Regions from separate parts of the Homo sapiens genome. Here region 1 is linked to region 2. The links are chromatin contacts, found by Hi-C or POLR2A ChIA-PET in ENCODE. All regions are on one chromosome and are shown on one strand. The core of a region is the stretch at or near the end of the contact, and the rest is flanking DNA. Distances in the headings are between cores, read along the strand shown.

Evidence for each region. Hi-C counts contacts between places; a loop is a spot of excess contacts on that map. ChIA-PET counts read pairs that join two places held with the same protein, here RNA polymerase II (POLR2A). Pooled maps may share reads with other maps.
Region 1: a loop to region 2 is called in a map of CD14-positive monocyte, with 4 times the contacts of the local background. The contact joins the enhancer-like site here to the promoter of PMEPA1 in region 2. A Hi-C loop is called at or near these places in 4 of 168 maps with a recorded cell type or tissue (CD14-positive monocyte, endothelial cell of umbilical vein, psoas muscle and 1 more) and 10 of 50 pooled maps. POLR2A ChIA-PET finds 5 or more read pairs at or near these places in 1 of 52 experiments (WTC11).

What each region holds. Positions count from the first base shown.
Region 1 is chr20:57,373,204-57,376,598 of GRCh38, forward strand. RAE1 (ribonucleic acid export 1) reads left to right here. Exons shown (of 12, transcript NM_003610.4): 9 at 272-378; 10 at 460-535; 11 at 1,404-1,598. LOC124904938 (a long non-coding RNA gene) reads right to left here. Exons shown (of 2, transcript XR_007067671.1): 2 at 3,037-3,395. Among named protein-coding and RNA genes, the nearest start is that of RBM38, 16 kb to the right of the region's middle. RefSeq lists an enhancer at 1,277-2,274. Within about 2 kb of position 1,753, at least 9 of the 41 ENCODE cell types and tissues checked have a DNase peak (open chromatin) inside an H3K27ac peak, as active enhancers do; they include CD14-positive monocyte, where a contact is called at or near this core.
Region 2 is chr20:57,708,028-57,711,525 of GRCh38, forward strand. PMEPA1 (prostate transmembrane protein, androgen induced 1) reads right to left here and starts at 1,988. Exons shown (of 4, transcript NM_020182.5): 1 at 1,447-1,988. The coding sequence starts at 1,555. It overlaps NKILA (NF-kappaB interacting lncRNA), which reads left to right and starts at 2,156. Exons shown (of 1, transcript NR_131157.1): 1 at 2,156-3,498. RefSeq lists an enhancer at 370-981 and silencers at 1,820-2,249, 2,270-2,389.

The DNA of each region.
Region 1 (3,395 bases), core at 503-3,002, 340 kb before region 2:
GCTGGCGTGAACGCGGCCTTGCAGGGTGGCAGAGGGAGAGCGAGCAGCGGGGGCGGGGGAGGAGCACAGGGTGTGCAGTTGGGTCATAAACTCACTGCTTAGATGGAGTTACTAAGGAGTTAGAAAGCAATGCTTACTGCTGTATCATATTTGAGTGATTTTTTCTGGTTCTTCTAAAACCTAAACATGGGGTAAAAATGACTTACCTTCACGTTAGTCATGAAATCTTATATTATGCTGTGATTATGTCTCTTTTTTATTTTAACTGTAGCATCGGTGTGTGGCTATTTTTAAAGACAAACAGAACAAGCCTACTGGTTTTGCCCTGGGAAGTATCGAGGGGAGAGTTGCTATTCACTATATCAACCCCCCGAACCCGTAAGTGTGACTCTGTCAGCTTGCAGATTTCACTGGACTTTTTTTAACAAAGGAAGACTTACATGAACCTTTGTCTTTCAGCGCCAAAGATAACTTCACCTTTAAATGTCATCGATCTAATGGAACCAACACTTCAGCTCCTCAGGACATTTATGCGGTACGTTTTTAGACACTTTAACCGTGGTAATACATCTGGAAACCAGACTTGGAGGTGGCTGAGGAATTGTGGGATCAGAAAAGACTCATCACTGAAGAGCTTGTGTGTTCATGTCCGGAGATAAGTGGCTTATGCTGTAGGCTTCAGGTTTCTGTGGATTTTTGTTGTTGTTTTTGAGACGGAGTCGCTCTGTCGCCCAGGCTGGAGTGCAGTGGCGTGATATCACCTCACTGCAACCTCCGCCTCCTGGGTTCAAGCGATTCTCCTGCCTCAGCCTCCCAAGTAGTTGGGACTACAGGCGCCCAGCTAATTTTTGTATTTTTAGTAGAGACGGCGTTTCACCATATTGGCCAGGCTGGTCTCGAACTCCTGACCTTGTGATTTGCCCGCCTCGGCCTCCCAAAGTGCTGGGATTACAGGCGTGAGCCACCGCACTTGGCCTTGTTTTCTGTGTTAACGTGCCGCCTAACTAGCAGTGTTGTGTATTTGTTTCTGAACATAAGCTTAGGATGTTTTGCCGAGAGTCTTCTCCCTCCCTCAGGAGCGCTGGTAGACAGTTCACACCCACAGCTCAGACTGAGAAATCTGTTTGCTCAAAAGAAACATTTTCCTGAGGTCTGCTCCTTGTTTCTTGCTGTCCACATGCTCACTTTCTCTGGTGTGCAGCCCTCACAGGAGGCAAGATTGGGTTCTGGGCTGGCATTTGATGGAGGAAGCCTGGATAGTTTCTCTTGCTATCAGCGGGCAGCAGCTGGAAGGAAATGTACCTGTGCGCTTTGTTTCCTAACTCAAGCAGGAAGTGTGCGTGGGTGGAACCTTCTCTGCGCCCCTCTGCCTGGCTTCTCATTGTGCATGTCAATCCTTGCAGGTAAATGGAATCGCGTTCCATCCTGTTCATGGCACCCTTGCAACTGTGGGATCTGATGGTAGATTCAGCTTCTGGGACAAAGATGCCAGAACAAAACTAAAAACTTCGGAACAGTTAGATCAGCCCATCTCAGCTTGCTGTTTCAATCACAATGGAAACATATTTGCATACGCTTCCAGCTACGACTGGTCAAAGGTGAGAACTCCCGGGCCTGCTCTGGGTGCTCCAAGGCAGCAGAGCCAGGCTCTGGGTTCAGAAGGCCTAGGCCTGAGTTGTGACTCTTCTCAGGACTCACGTGTGTCCTTGGGCAGGTCACCGTCCCCTCCCTGTAAGGGGAAATTGCAGGACTTCCTCAAATGGTTGTGGGGATTCAGTACAGCCTTTGGCCAGAACCCAGCACACAGGAAGTGCTCGGCCAGTGTGAGCCATTACGGGCTGCTCTGTTCCTGGGCACAGAAGCACAGGCAAGCCGGGGGCTGCACTTTATGAAGGGGGTGGCAGGGCGGGTCATGGAGCTTTCGCCTGGGTGCTGTTGGTTGCTTGGTTGGCTGGTGGTTTGGGCAGGGGGAGTTAGGAGCTGGCAGGAGTGGGGCTGCATTTTTGAGGCCTTTGGGCATGATGGTGAAATGTGTAGACTCGGGTACTCTGCCCAACCCCATGGGAAGTGTGTTGGCTTTCAACCAGCCTGCGTGTTTCTCCACTGCTCAGCTCTTCTGGAGAGGTTGTCATCATTGTATTTGTGGTTTTCATCATTCTCCTCCCACCCCACTCTGCCCTTTGCCCACAACAGCCTTCTAGACTTTTCCCTACCCTGCCCTGGCTTCCGATGGGGAGGTCACCTGCTTCACATAGGAGGGGCTTCCAGTGGCCTGCAGTGTCTTTCCCGCTCACCTCATGTCTGCCTGCGCTGACCCCGTCTCCTTCCACCCTCATGGCTCTTTTCTGGGCCTTCTCCCACTGTCTTCTGTCCCCGTCCACCAGCTCCTCCCCTCTGTCTAAGCATGGAAGGCTCGAGGAACCATTTCCATGTATATTAAGGCTATCGAGAGAGTGGTGTCAGCACCTACCCTCTTGGTTCCCTGTGCTCTGGCCCCTCCTCAGTCCACTGCCAGGTACTTTCTGGCCTCTTGCAGCTGTACTCAGAGTCCCTGTGGCCACGTCCTCCTCATCCAGTCCAGAAGCTTCCTTTCTGTCTGTGCCGGTCACTCACCCGTCCCTTCCTGTTCCATACAGCTCTCCTCCCTGCTTCTTGGCCATGTCCTGGTTTATTCTGCTTTGGGCTGTGGTTCCTGTCCTCCTGCCAGCTCCTGTCTCCTGCCCCTCTTGCCTTGCTGGCCCCCCGCTATCTCAGCCTGGGGGGCCACCACAGGGCTCTAAACAGCGCTTTGCATTCCCAAGACACCTGCTGCCACACAAGCCAGTGACTGGAGACGTCCCTTGGTTCGGGCCCTGCCCGCTCCACCTTTAGTATTTCCCAGTCTCAGGAGCGTGGCTGCACCTGAGTCTCCCTGAGGCCCCGAACTTAGACACAGAAGTCCAGCTGATTGCCTTCCATCCCTCTGACCCCTCCAGGCCTGCTGCTGCTTCTGTGTTTCCCTGTTTGAGGGTTTGCTGTGTGAGCCATGAAGCTGTGTTCTTTTTTTAAAGCAACTTTATTGAGGTACAATTGAAATACAGTCATTGTTTAAAGTGTACAATTTGATCAGTTTCAACATCTGTAAATACCCATGAAACTATCACCATAGTCATCTCCCCGAAAGGTTTTTGTGTATATTACTGTAATCTTCCCTTACGCACACACAAAACCATGGATCTGTTTTCTGGCATTATGGACTAGTCTGAATTTTCTAGAATTTTATATAAGTGGAGCCCTACGCTACATTTTCCCCTCGCCCCAGCTTCTTTCCCTCAGCATAAGGATTTTGAAATTCACCCATGCTGTTGAGTGAATCACTTGTCCGTTACTTTTCAGTGCTGGGTAGTATTCCCGGG
Region 2 (3,498 bases), core at 738-3,237:
CAGGCTGGGAGGGAGTGTGGAGAGGTGGATGGATGGAAGGACCCACCACCAAAGCCCGGCCAGCCTGGTTATTTTTACCACTTGAAGCTCACTGTATAGGCTCAGGGGCCACAAACTGGCAGCCGCCTGCGGACACTTGCTTATGAGCCGCCCAGACACTGCCTTCATTCCACAGCGGCTGCTTCTCAGCTCCGGGCCCCAGCTAGGGGCAGCCTGGCCCCCAGCAGGGAAGGACTGTGTGCCCCTTCACCTGGCGTGCTTCTTCAGGGTGGGGATGGGGAAACTAAAGCTCAGGGAAGCAAAAGGTCCCCGAAAAGGTGGGCTGGGGGACAAGGTGTAGGCTAGAAGCTAGAAGCCAGAACCCGGGAGGTAGTGGTTCAATTCTCCACTCAACCAAATGTCCACCTAGGTGGGCTGTGTGTGCAGGAGGTAGAGACTTACTTATCTGAACTTTTGGGTGCCCAGGCGGCTGCGTTAGCGACAAGGTTCAAAACCCCACTCCCCACCGTTGGTCCACTGATCCCTTATTTAGGGCCAGGCAGTCCCAAACACAAACAGCCCCAAACTTTGACTCCTTTGTAACCATGGTCTCAGCCAGACTGAACCAAGCTGTCCAGACAGAGGCTATTTATAGGTGCGTCGGGGACACAGACACTGGCACAATGACACACACACATTCAAGATCCACGCTGGGCCAGACGGGCCAGAGCTGAGCCCTGGATTCAGACACCTGGACACACACGGTCCCCAGATCCGGCCCAACCAGACCAGACCCCCAGAAAGATGGACACGCTCAAGAAAGGCACCCCGGCCCGGACACGGGAAAGACACACAGAGAGAGGCAGGAAGACTCGGTGACACGCACTCTTGGGCAAGACCGCGACTCAGACCCCCAGACACCCCGAGAGACGCCGAAGACCCAGACAGAGCCACGCAGCCACGCACACTCCACAGACGCACGGACATCCACTCAGAGCCCGAGACACAGCGCCGCGAACACTCCAGACACACGCCCGGAGCCCCAGACACCTCGCAGACCAGACAGTGTCTCACACGCCCCTCCACCCCCGCCCAAAGTTGATAAAGAGCCGGCCTAAATGCTCCATCGCGACTGCCCTCAGGGAAATAAAATGGAAACTTCACGGATCCGCCCGCCCCAACCCTCCCGCGCCGTGCGCCGCCGCTGAGCCCCGGGTCCGAGTCCGGGCGGGCGGGGCGCGGACAGCGGGGGCCGTGCCAGGCTCGCAGCGCCGCGGGACAAAGCCGGGCCGGCCGCCAGCTGCCGCGAGCCGGGAGGGCGCGCCCGGGGCGCGGCGGGCGCTGCCCGGGCGCAGGGCGTTCGGTCCGAGGGGGCGCGCAGGGCCCGGACCCCCGCTCGCAGCTGTGCCCCGACATAGGGTCCGAGCCCGATGGAGTCTCCGGGGAGGGGGGCGTGGGGTCACTCACTGATCTCCATGCTCTGGAACAAAGAGCGTTTGCAGTTGCACGTGCAGGAGACATTGGGCTGCCCGGCGGCGGCGGCGGCGGTGCTGTTGACCCCCATCAAGCGGTGCATGGACGGCGCGGCGGCGCGGCGCGGGGCGCGGGGGGCTCGGGGGCGGCCGGGGGGGGCTCCGGCCGGCGCCCGGAGCTGGGGCCCCGCATGCAGGAGGCGCGCGGCGGGGGAGGCGCGCCCCGGCTCGCCGGGCTCGGGTCGCCGCCAAGTTCCCGGGGCGCCGCGGGGCTCAGTGCGCGGGACCGCGCTCCGCTGCGCCCCCCCGGCCTCCCCTCGGCAGCCCCGGGGGCGTCGGCAGTGCCCGCGGGTGGCGTCCGGAAAATGGGCTGGCAGCGGGGCGCGCGCTGCCGCCGGGGCTGAGCCTCTGCCGCTAGCTTTCCCCAGCCGAGCGCCTCCGCCGCCGCCGCCGCCGCCGCCTCCTCCTCCTCATTCAAGTCCAAGGAGATCGGGTTTCGCTCCGAGACCGCGGTCGGAGGCAGGCAGACGGTCTGACGTCAGCGCTAGACGGGGCTGCCGGTTCCCACCGCGCGGGGGCCGGGGAGGGGGCGCGCGCTGCGCCAATCCCCGCCGAGGTTCCCCCGCACCCCCTCCCCGAGCCGGGGGGCGGGGTGACGGGAAACGGGGCGGGCTCTTAAAGGGCCAGAGCTAGGCGGCCCACGTAGACCCGGCACCCGCGCAACGGAGGAGGGGCGCTGTGCCCTCTCCCCAACGGCGGTCAGCTTGGAACGCCTGCCCGGCGCACGCCCGGGGCCGGGGAGCCGAACTCGGTGCCAGCCGCACCCGGGCGGGTTGCTGGTGCGCCCTCCCCTCGCCCCCGTCCCTGGGGTCCTTGACCCAGGCTCTTGGGGCTAGCCTATCTTCTGAGGAGCACAAGGTCCCTGGGGGCTCAGGGAAGAGAAATTGGAGAAAGGGGGAGGAAGCCCCCAAGATGGATCACCCATTGCCTGGTTTCGCAGGAGACTGTCCGCCTTCAGTTCTCCAGCAGCTCGGGGATCATGGCCCACTGAACCCCCAAGCGCTTTCACCCGAACCCAAGGAGGACGACCAGGAAAGACGGGAACTCGCGTAGACACGCCCGGAAGCCCTTGTCATGTAAATAGCTGTCGGGGACTGGTGTATTGTCGCCGCCCCAGCCGGCGGGACCTGGGGCGAATCCACACCCATTGTCTGCTGCCCAAGGGGCCTCCGGCTGGGGGGCGCGGCTGCGGAGTTCAAAAGGGGTATGAGCAGGAGGGGTGTACTTTTAGTTCATTAAGTTTTAATTACAGGAGTGCTACAAGAACACATTCTTCAGGTTTAAAAAGATATTAAAATATTACATAAGAGACCTCCCCTCCCTGGCCCACCTCCAGCCTCTTAAAAATTTAGTGTGTCGCCTTTTAGACACTTTCTCAAAGCTTCACTTATTTAACAGGCACTTAAGGAGCACCTACCTGTGCCAGAAACTCTCCAAATATTAACTCAACCTGACACCGACTCAGTGTGGCCGAATATTACTCTCCCCATTTTACAGAGCGGGCAGCTGGTCAAGGAAGTCGCTTGTTGAAAGTCACACAGTGGTGGAGCCTGTGTGCCAACCCAGGACCCTGGGGAGCTGCCTCCCCCTCTCCCACGTAGTCCTGATTCTTTAAGTGTCCACATATTCCTGTAATGCCTGGAGTTTCAGTAATTAGCAGGGACTTAGTGTGTTCAGAGAAAAAAAAAGCTTTTAAAAATTATTGTTACTGTGTTTGTAACAGTTTGGATAGAGAAGGAAAAGCTGGAATTTGGGAAGTGAAGGTGGCCTCGGGGTAGAACTTACCTAGACCAGAGCGAATTCATCCTGAAGAACTCAGAGAAAGCCGGTGCAGGAAGTGGGTTCCCGCTCTCCCTGCACAGGCACAGTGATGCTGCCAGAGCTCTCCCAGAAAGACCAGGAGGCTTGTTCTGGAGAAGTCAAGCCCAGGGATGTGGCTCAGGCTGGTCCAAGCTCTTTGGAGGAGTCCAAGCGTGCCCAGCCCAGA